Linked DNA regions of Homo sapiens: region 2 is linked to region 1. The links are chromatin loops, found by intact Hi-C in ENCODE. Cell type or tissue: thyroid gland. All regions are shown on one strand. Each heading gives the region's core, and the rest is flanking DNA. Links, peaks and the distances in the headings are about the cores only. Region 1 overlaps SRRD (SRR1 domain containing). Region 2 overlaps TPST2 (tyrosylprotein sulfotransferase 2).

The links. Hi-C counts contacts between places; a loop is a spot of excess contacts. Peaks named below come from ENCODE experiments on the same cell type or tissue, not always from the same donor. Only the 100,000 strongest peaks of a DNase experiment are listed, where the experiment ranks them.
Region 2: a loop joins it to region 1, with 2.2 times the contacts of the local background. A loop is called at or near these places in 1 of 110 quality-filtered maps.

What each region holds. Positions count from the first base shown.
Region 1 is chr22:26,484,916-26,490,290 of GRCh38, forward strand. It overlaps SRRD (SRR1 domain containing), which reads left to right. Exons shown (of 7, transcript NM_001013694.3): 2 at 1,108-1,148; 3 at 3,114-3,373; 4 at 3,475-3,573; 5 at 5,129-5,283. Among named protein-coding and RNA genes, the nearest start is that of SRRD, 3.7 kb to the left of the region's middle. In thyroid gland, for the core only: no CTCF peak of the experiment used is centred there; DNase peaks (open chromatin) are centred at 2,624 and 3,286; H3K27ac peaks cover 3,692 bases.
Region 2 is chr22:26,543,488-26,548,862 of GRCh38, forward strand. TPST2 (tyrosylprotein sulfotransferase 2) reads right to left here. Exons shown (of 7, transcript NM_003595.5): 2 at 1,117-1,188. Among named protein-coding and RNA genes, the nearest start is that of MIR548J, 9.1 kb to the right of the region's middle. In thyroid gland, for the core only: no CTCF peak of the experiment used is centred there; DNase peaks (open chromatin) are centred at 1,204, 1,937, 2,546 and 2,914; H3K27ac peaks cover 4,884 bases.

The sequences.
Region 1 (5,375 bases), core at 311-5,310:
AGGGCCGTCACAAGGGGAGAAATTAGATTAATTTTGTGTGCTCCTCTCCCCTAGAATTAGGGTCAAGAGGCAGTAATGTCCCAGAGTTTACCTCTGAAGAGAAAGTTGCTGACCATTTGGCTCAGCCTGAATAAAAAGCACCTGCGATTATTTTTAAGCTCTCAGAGGATGCCAGTGAGAGTGAATGTGCCTAGGGGTTTGGAAAACTCAAGGCATTTTTCATATCCCTTGACACTGTCACGATCTCCTCAACTGCTTCAGTATTCCCCAGGAGCTCCTTGCTTCTCCCAACACCCAAGTGTGGTGCAATCACCATCGCTCTGAGTAGAGATTGAGCCAGCATTTTACACGCATATCTGTGTACGCATTTACCAGTTCATAAAGCATTCCTGTGTACATCAGAACTCTCTACCCTCTGTGAGAAACGTGCAGCAGCCTCTGGGCCGACTTTCAATTCTCTGTACTCCTTTCTGAACCCCATAATCACTGTCTCTGGCTGTGGCTTGTCAGTTTAAATCCAGTTCATTTTAATTCACTGTTGACTTTCTTTTGCTCTGGGTCTGTAAAACCAGTTGACTTGAATAAAGAAAGCCCAGACACTTGGTTTTGTCTCTTTACTTTCCCCTTAAAACTATTTATAATAACAAATACCATTTGTTGAGTACCTGCTATGTGCCAGACACTGGGCTAAGAATGTTAACCCATTTTATGCCTCTAAACTCCTCCGTGTTGGGAATGATTTTTATCCCCATTTTAGAGATGAGGAAACTAAAGCTCAGAAAGGCTAATTCTGAGCACTTAACAACCATTTATTGAGCTGCAATTCTATGCTAGGCTCTGTTGTAGACTGAGAATAGACCCAGATCTCTCTCTGGGAATCAAGGACCTCCTCCAGCATACTCTCTCCTGCAGTCTCTGAGCCCCAGCAGTATGTGCTCTGGCTCTGGACATATTCAACATATATCCCCCTCCTATCACTTGGTAAGGGTGGGCCCTGCATTGCAGGGCACCTCATTCTGTAAGCATTCAGGTCATGATCAGGAAAGTTACTGTTGGGGCAGCCCTGAGATGGGTGGGACATGACTGTGCCATTTTTTTTCTCAACAGGAAGGACCTGTTTATCTCTGATTTCTGGAGTTCAGCACTAGGTGGGTACCACTTGGCCAATGGTAGGGATTGTGGGGCAGAAAAGAGAATCAGTCCTCATTTGAGGACATTTTGCTTCACAGAGGGATAACTTGCTGGGTTCTAACGCCGCCCGCCCCTTACAGCTGTATGTCTTTTGGCACTTAATTCTGATCCTCAGTTTCTTTATCTGTGAAATGGAGATAATGTGTATATCCTATAGTTTTGAGAATTGAAGCTGTTTAGTTAAATGCTTGCCTGCTGTATACAAGGCAATAAATGTTGTCATTATTATTGCTGAAATTTATATTTATCCTGTTCCTTTTCCATGATATTACAATGTAGCCTTTTCCTCGTGCAGTGATAATCTCTTCCTAAACATAGTGTGTGGGTGGCGACATAATATTTATGCATGGAGTGGACATACCATAGGTATCATTTTTATTGTGGGACATTTAGTTTTCTTCTGTTGTTTTTCAGTTATTATTTTAGGACAGTGTCTTACTCTTCGCCTAGGCTGGAGTACAATGATGCAATCATAGTTCACTGCAACCTGTACCTCCTGAGCTCAAGTGATCCTCCCACCTACAGCTTCCCAAAGCGCTGGGATTATAGGCATGAGCCACCACAACCAGCCTTTTTAAGTTATTATACATAATTTTGCAATGAGTAACTTTATGCATAAAGCTTTTACCAAACTTAGGATGATCTTCTTAGGATATATTCCCAGAAGTAGAATTAAATGAAAGGCGGTGACCAACTTGATATCTATTGTCAAGTTATCCAGAAAATTTTCACCAATTCTTTTATCAAAATTGACCTGAAGAGCCAGTTTTTCCTGGCTTGGGGTCTTGTTTAAAGATGTCTTTGCTGCTTTTTTTTTTTTTTTTTTTTCTTTTGAGACGGAGTCTCACTGTGTCACCCAGGCTGGAGTGTAGGGGTGTGATCTCTGCTCACTGCAATTTCCACCTCCTGGGTTCAAACAATCCTCCTGCCTCAGTCTCCTGAGTAGCTGGGACTACAGGTGTGTGCCACTACCCCTGGCTAATTTTTGTATTTTTGTAGAGATGGGGTTTCACCATGTTGGCCAGACTGGTCTCGAACTCCTGACCTCAAGTGATCTGCCCACCTCGGTCTCCCAAGGTACTGGGATTACAGGTGTGAGCCACCATGCCTGGCCCTTTGCTGGTATCTTAAGTGAAAAGTTGGTATCTTATTGGAATGCACGGCTTTTTTTGTTTTGCTAAATTCAGTACCAGTACAATAAAAGGAGAGACAAGAGAACCTACCTCTACATGAGAAGACTTAAACAGAGTATAACTTTATTTTATTTTTTTGAGATGGAGTCTTGCTCTGTTGCCCAGGCTGGAATGCAGCGGTGTGATCTCGGCTAACTGCAACCTCCACCTCCCTGGTTCAAGTGATTCTTCTGCTTCAGCCTCCCAAGTAGCTGGGACTACAGCTGTGCGCCAGTACGCCTGACTAATTTTTTGTATTTTTAGTAGAGATGGGGTTTTGCCATGTTGGCCAGGCTGGTCTTGAATTCCTGACCTCAGGCGATCCACTCACCTAGGCCTCCCAAAGTGCTAGGATTACAGGCGTGAGCACCTGGTTTGTTACAACTTTAAAAGTACGCATTTCAGAGCATAGTCTACATTTACTAGGAGGGTCTTGTTAAATTAGAATGAGTTCACATTAGAGTTTTAGATGGAAACTGCCCTTGAGTGAAACCCAATTTCTGCTTGCAACATGCTCTTGGGTTTTGGGAGTCCAGGGGCCGGGACAGTTTGTCAATTGGTGGTGAATGTGACTGTATGTCCAGGCATGTTTGGGAATGAGGCTGGCAGCTTCTCTCTCTCTCTGAAGAATTGAAACCTTTTACTGCCCTGATCTCTTTCTCCCCAAATATGTGAACTTCTTTTGTGGATGATTTGGTTCACAGGGTCAGAACATGCCCTCTAACTGCATTTGGGGGCCTGCTCTTTCAGAAACCATCAATAGATGTCTCACAAAACATCTGGAACAACTGAAGGCCCCTGTGGGGACTCTTTCAGACATCTTTGGAAACCTGCATCTTGACTCATTGCCAGAGGAGTCAGATGTGGCCACTGATTCTATCCCAAGAGAGATCTTGGTCACAGGAACCTGCCATTTGAAGTGTGTGTGTTACGGCATTGGGAACTTTGCCACCTGCATCGTAGCTAGAAACCAGCTAACGTTTTTGCTGCTTTTGTTGGAAAAGTGCCAGGTACATTTTTGGATTCATTTTCATCTCCTCCTCCTCTGGTCCTATACATGGGTGCACACAGATGTTTGGGTTGAAGTAAACAACTCATTCTTCCCTTCTAGATTCCCAGAAGTCACTGTTGGGTATATGACCCTCTGTTTAGCCAACTTGAAATTGAAGTCCTTAACACCCTTGGTGTGACTGTTCTCAGTGAGAACGAGGTAAGTGGTTTAAAGGGGAGCAGACAGAACTGTAAAAATCCTGACCAGACTCACCCCAGGCCCTGCCTGTGGACACCAGCATTCTTTGCAGTGGCAGCCATTCCTCTCTTACCGCCTGCTCACTTTTGTAGTGCCTGAACGATGTAACCAGCCAATCAGTTACCTACATTTTGGCTTGTGTTGTGCCCATCAGAAAAAAATTACACAGATAGCATGAACCAGAACATGTTAGGTCTGCACCACTTTTTTGAGAATTATTTGTCTGGAAATTATGCTAACTTGGTATTTGCTGTTGCTACTGAAACATAAAAGTCTAGGTGCCTCAAGTGAGGTCTTTGTGGTTGGATTTTATCCTGTCCCAGGGAGGTAATAAAAGGGGATGCAGCATTCCTCTTTGATGCTATAACCCAGTCAAACCCATAGCACCTGGCTGTGAGTTGTGGATTAATTCTCTGCCCATGTTTGCACCCCCCAAAATAGCTGGGATTTGACATTTCTGAGACCTGTGGAATAAAGAAATGCATCCCTAAAGCACAGGGCCAAAGCCAGTATGAGCAAATCCCTCCGATTTCGGTTTTGTATTGTCTTGGGGATTAGAATCTTTTGATTCCTGTGTGTGTGCTGAAACTGCCATCTTATTGCTTATTATGTATGAAAATTTGGCTCAGTTGAGAGAAGAGTCATTCCCTGATATTGGCAAGGTCCTAAAACACTGTCACTCAGTTCAGATCATCTTTCTGGGTGCCTGTTCTGTGCTAGGCAGGGAGCTTTGGGGAGACCAAGAAAAATGGGAGCCAGTCCCTGTGTTCAGGGAGCCCATGGTCAACAAGTGAATGAGGAATGAAATACTGAGGCAGAACCTTGTACTACGACAGGTGTTCGGAGGGATGGAGGAAGGATTCCTGGGTCTGAGCTGGGCTTTGAAGGTCTACCAGGAGTTTGCTAGTGGGACAGAACCAGGATTGAAGGTAGCTGTGCAGTGCTGGCTGTTCAGGAAACCACTGCCAGTTTGTTATTAACACAAGGGAAGCTGCAAGGAGAGGAGAGGCAGGCCAGAGGTGGGCAAGGGTCAGACAAAGGGCCTTATGTTCCCTGCTGGAGTTTGGCCAGAGAGCAGTGGTTCTCAGGAGGGGTGATTGTGCCTCAGGGACATTGGAAGAGGACTTAGTTATGCAGATCTGCAGGAAGTGACATAGGAAGTGTGGATTACTGAACACAGGGGAAATACATGGGGTAAGTAACATCACTATCCCTCCTGTTCTTGCCGTCATAGACCCAGGAAGCCCCTCCATCAGTGCAGGGCTTTGTGTTCATGAGAACACAATGTGTACATTTGTTAAGTAAACATGAGTTCTTTCGGGACATCATGATTTCCTGACTCTTTAGTCCTGTAACTATAGATTTCATATACGAGTGTAACTGTTCCACAAAATGAGCTTTTTTCCTTTTGATCCTTTAGTTTGTCTCATGATTATCCCCATCCTTACCTCTCCCTCACCTTGCTGTAAAGAATAGGTTGTGGGCATGTTTACACCTGTGAATATCGTATCCCCAGGAAGGGAAACGGAGTATTCGCGGGGAGCCTACCATCTTTTACATGCTCCATTGTGGGACGGCCTTGTACAACAATCTTTTATGGAGTAACTGGTCAGTAGATGCCCTTTCTAAGATGGTCATCATTGGGAACAGTTTCAAAGGACTTGAGGAGAGGTAAGTCTGAGAATGCTGAGATTCTGTCAGGCCCTGAGGTGAAGCCCATACCTCAGATTGACCCACATGCAGAAAACATTTCCTTGACGATT
Region 2 (5,375 bases), core at 321-5,320, 59 kb after region 1:
GTAGAGATGGGGTTTCACCATGTTAGCCAGGCTGGTCTCGAACTCCTGACCTAAGGTGATCTGCCCGCCTCAGCCTCCCAAAGTGCTGGGATTACAGGTGTGAGCCACCGCACCCGGCCAGCTTCAGCATTTTATGTTCAGCAAAGGTGTTCGAAATTATGGAGCATAAACTCTGCTAAAGCATTTTCCCTGCAGTATCTAAGCTCAAAGAGATGAAGCAGCTTGCCCAAGGTTGCATGGCCAGGGCAGGAATCCTGGATCAGACCAGGCCAAGGCTGAAGAAAACAGCTCAAAGCAGGCAAGTCAGAAGTGAGCAGAAGACAGCAATGACCTGCACGATGGCTTAAGAAGAAAAAGCAGGGTGACTTGGGACACAGAAAGCAGCCTGGAACCCACAAAGCAGAAAGTAGCTTCCTGGTTACCCAGAGCTAGGGACCCCACTGTGGAAGGAGCTAGAGGGCCCAGCCCAGGGAACTAGGCCTGCCCAACACCCTCATCACCCTGCTGGACCCTGGCAAGGGAGGTATCCTGGCATCCTCGCAGTGAGGATGATAGGTGAGGGCTTCTAACTTGGAGTACTACACTCCAAGGTTCAAATCTCACTTCTGCTGCCACTTGCCAGCTGGTGATCTGGACAAAAGGTATCACTTCTCTGAGCTTCTACTTTCTTCTCCAAAAAAGGAATAATAATACCCTTTTCTCAAGGAAGCTATTCAGAAGGCCAAGGAACTCCTGTGGGGTACTGAGAAAGCATACCTAAAACACTAACATTAGGAGAACGGGACACAACAGCGTTTGGGTTCTGGCTTGAATCTGCTCCGTGACACTGGGCAAGTCCCCCGCCCACTTTGGGACTCAGCCTTCTCTCTCCTATCACCTGGAGAATCGTCTTCCTAATAGACAAGGAAGATGCTCATCTCTCTATGATGCTTGCTGGGATGCAGCTTTTTCTAGTACCAGATTTCCAACCTGCTGGCTGAACAGAAAGGTGAAAACCAGCCAGGGGAGTTTGCCCAGGCACCCAATCATGGAGGCTGGGGGCATGGAGGGGACTTTTGGAGGGCGGTCTCAGGAGGGGCCAGGACTCCAGGGGAAGTTCCTTCTAGGTGCACTTACCTCCCTTGGGCACTCTCATCTCTGGGCTCCAGCCCTTGTGCCTGTGTGCCAAGGCTGTCTGCTGGCAGAGCCCTGGAGAGGCAAAGGAGATATTGCATCAGGGATGGGCACTGTGGAGAGGGGCCAAGCCTTCAAAGAGGCAGAGTGAGGGTTTAGGCTCCCAAGAGCACTGGACAGTGACATTTGGGAGAAGGACTCTGGAATGCAGGGGAGGCTGCTTCAGCTCAAGATACCACAGCTGGAGTCTCAACTTATCTACTCCTACAGGGAATGAACTGGCTCACTTCTTAGGCAGAGAGGTGTGAGCTGAAGTCTGAGCTAAGGCGCCGCTGCCTTAGGGAGCCCCTGGTTTATGCCAACCAGGCCTCTCCCCTCCTCTTGGCCTAGGGACCTTGGACTCCAGGAAAAGTAAATATAACAATAAGCAACAACAACCACCACTACACACCACTATTGCCACCTGAGATGGCTGGGTATGGTTGATCAGGTTGTGGACTGCACAATTCCAAATGGTACCACAGGCCCAGCCTACAAGGAATATGCTGCTTCCTGGAATTGAACACAACATCCTACTGTCACCACCTAACACTGACCAAATGCTGACCACGCAAATACCTGTGTCATTTAAACCCCAATAAAAGGAAAGTGTGATGATCCCAATTTTACAGATGAGAAAGCATGACACCAAGAGGAAGAGCAACTTACCCAAGGAATGGATGGAAAGAGTTTCACCATCCAGATCTGTAAGACCTTCCTAACACTTAATCTCCCATGGTTACAGGAACGAGGCTGTGTCCACGATGAGTCCTGGCATGTAGCCAGAACCAGGCCAAAGTGGAATCAAGGGGATCCTTATAGCTTTAGGGCAGGGAGTATATATCTCCCAGTGCTGTGTCCTTACCATTTAGGGTAGGGAAGATTTTTAGTCCAATTCAAACCTTCCCCCATTTTACAGATGGGACAACTGAGGCCCACAAGGAAAAATCATTTTACAGACTCACATACTGAGTCTGAAGCTAAACCTCCCACCTGTCAGTCCTGTTTCAGGAGGTGGGTAGTTTGGAATGCAGCTCTGGAGTTGGCCAACTCCTTGAGTATACATATCACTCCTCTCAGACTTTTCCTATTCTGTAAACAGGAGATTTTAACCAGGGTAACAACACTTTAAAATGTCAGCTTTTTAAATCTCAGCCAGGCCTGGGGTGGTGGCTCACGCCTGTGATCCCAGCACTTTGGGAGGCAGAGGCAGGAGGATCACTTGAGCCCAGGAGTTAGAGACCAGCCTGGGCAATATGGGGAGACCCAGTCTCTACAAAAAATAAAAAGTTATCCAGGTGATGGTACCTGCCTATAGTCCCGGCTACTTGGGAGGCTTAGATGGGAGGATTGCTGAAGCCCAGGAGGTCGAGGCTGCAGCGAGCTGTGATTGCATCACTGCACTACAGTCTGGGCAACAGAGCAAGACCACGTCTCAAAAAAAAAAAAAAAGAAAAAAAAAACTCAGCTTTTATTATTTGTGCCATGATGGCAATAAACCGGCTGCAGGGTGTTGACTGCATTTCTTGGTCCTCCATTCCTTCCTATTCACTCACTCCTTTTCTCCATACCATTTTCCTATTCCTGAAATATCAGGCCAATTAGGACATCTAAACCCAGATGGAAAAGGGAACCAAGGTGTAACCACAGCAACTAGACCCCCCCACAGCAGGCCACCCCCAAACTATAGATACTCAAGCCCCGGCACTCCTGGGACATGGGCGGTCAATGATGTGAGGCCTGCTCTCTTGGAATAAACAAAACCAATTAGGAACCAGGCACTTGAAGCTCTTCCAGAGGCAGGATGGCTCGCCCAGCTGCCCTCAGACAGCTCTTGAAATGCCAGCGAGCCCAAGAGGCCTGCCAGCCAGGCAGCTCCCATGGCCCACGAGCCCAGCCATCCCCCTCCAGGGAACACAGGCCCTTTCAGAGCAATGGAACAGGGCTGTCAGGGCTGTCAGTCATTTGGAGCTGTGCATCCAACATGCAGCTACCAGCCACATGTAACTATTTGAACTCACCTTATGCAACATTAAATACAATTAAGAATCCAGCTTCTCATTTGCACTAGCCACACTGCAAGTGCCCAGAAGCCACATGTGACCAGTGGCTACTGTACTGGACAGTGCACATTTAGGATGGGGTAGGCCAATGATGGCCCAATCCAACCCAGGGCCTGTTTTCAAATCACTCTTGAACTAAGAATGATTTGTAAATTTTATCAAGGGAAGAGGGTGAAGGGAAGAGGAAGAGGAGAGAGAGGAGGAGGAGCAATGGCAATAGAAACCACATGAACACCACAAAATTGGAAACATTTACTATCTGGACATTTATAGAAATTTGCTGACCTCTGCACTAGAACATTCCCATCACTGCAGAGTGTTCTGCTGGGCAGTGCTGATTAGAGGGCAAATGAGAGGGAGAGGTAGGAGTCAAAGAGCTCTCCTTTTTTTCTTTTTTTGTTGAGATGGGGTCTCACTCTGTCCAGCCCAGGCTGGAGTGCAGTGGCATGATCTTCGTTCACTGCAGCCTTGACTTCCTCGAGCTCAAGCGATCCTCCCAGATCCTCCCATCTCAGCCTCCCAGGTATCCAGGACTACAGGTGCATGCCACCATGCCTGGCTAATATTTGTATTTTTGTGTAGAGATGGAGTCCCGCTATGTTGCCCAGGCTGGTCTCAAACTCCTGGACTCAAGCAATACTCTTGCCTGTGCCTCCCAAAGTGCTGGGATTTCAGGTGTGGGCCACTTCACCCAGCCCCTCCTTTTCTTGTAGGAGGAATATATTAAATACACAGCACCCCTGTGTATTTAACACCAAAGCAAGGGCTTTCCATGCCCTACCTGGTTTCATACTCACATCAGCCCAGTCAGGCAGGTGGTGGCATGTTCTCCATTTTAAGCTAAGAAAGGCCCACGTGGGTGCAGGGTGAGCACGACTCTACCACACAGCAAAATCGCCAACAAATAGAAACCACACTTAAGAAAAAAGACAAGAAGGAAATATGACTCAACTGCTACCAGTTAACCAAGCAGGGGGTGGTGCACGCCTGTAGTCCCAGCTACTCGGGAGGCCGAGGTTGGGGGATTGCTTGAGCCCAGGAGATCAAGGCTGCAGTGAACTATGATCGAGCCACTGTACTCCAGCTTGGATGACAGAATGAGACTGCCTCAAAACAAAGAAACAAAAAACATTGCTACCAGGGGTGGTACTCGGGTGGTAGGTGATATTTTTCTCCTAAAAACATAACTTGATGGTGTCATCTTATTGTCTTTCCATATGATAAAATAATAAAGTGACTAGTAATTTTTGAATTGTATGCCATACATGTTATGGGCCCAGACTGCTTGGGTTCAACATTCTGCTGCACCAGCTACTGGCTGAAGGACCTTGGCAAGTCACTTAGCCTCTCTGAGACTTGGTTTTCTCGTCTGTAAAATGGGGATGATAATACAGGTCAAGTAGCCCTAATCCAAAATTTCAAAATCTGAAATGCTCCAAAATCCAAAACTTGTTGAGTGCCAACATGATGCTCACAGAAAACGCTCATCGGATGTGGGGCATGGTGGTTTACACCTGTAATCCCAGCACTTTGGGAAGCCGAGGTGGGAGAATCACTTAAGCTTGGGAGTTCAAGACCAGCCTGGGCTGTTAATACAGCGAGACCCCATCTTGAAAGGAAAGGGAAGGGGAGGGGAGAGGGAGGGGGAAAGGAGGCGGGGGAGGGGAAGGGGGAGGACATGGCACCACCCGCCTGATTGGGCTGATGTGAGTATGAAACCAGGTAGGGCATGGGAAAGGAAAGGGGAAAGGTAAGGAAAGGAGAAAGAAAAGGAAAAAGAAAGAAAGAAGAAAGGAAGGAAGGAAAAAAGGAAGAAAAAGAAGAAAAGCAAGGAAGGAGAAAGAAAAAAGAGAAAGAGAGAAGAAAGAGAAAGAAAAAGGAAGGAAGGAAGCAAGCAAGCAAGCTCATCAGACATTTTGGAGTATGGATGCTGAACTGATTAGTATGATGCAAATATTCCAAACTCGGAAAAAATTCAAGCTAGGTGTGGTAGCTCATGCCTGTAATCCCAGCACTTTGAGGGCTGAGGCAGGAGGCTCGCTTGAGCCCAGGAGTTTGAGACCAGCCTGGGCAACAAAGTGAGACCCCATCACTACAAAAAAAAATTTTTTTTTAATTAGCCAGGTGTGGTGGTGCTTGCCTGTAGTCCCAGCTAATTGG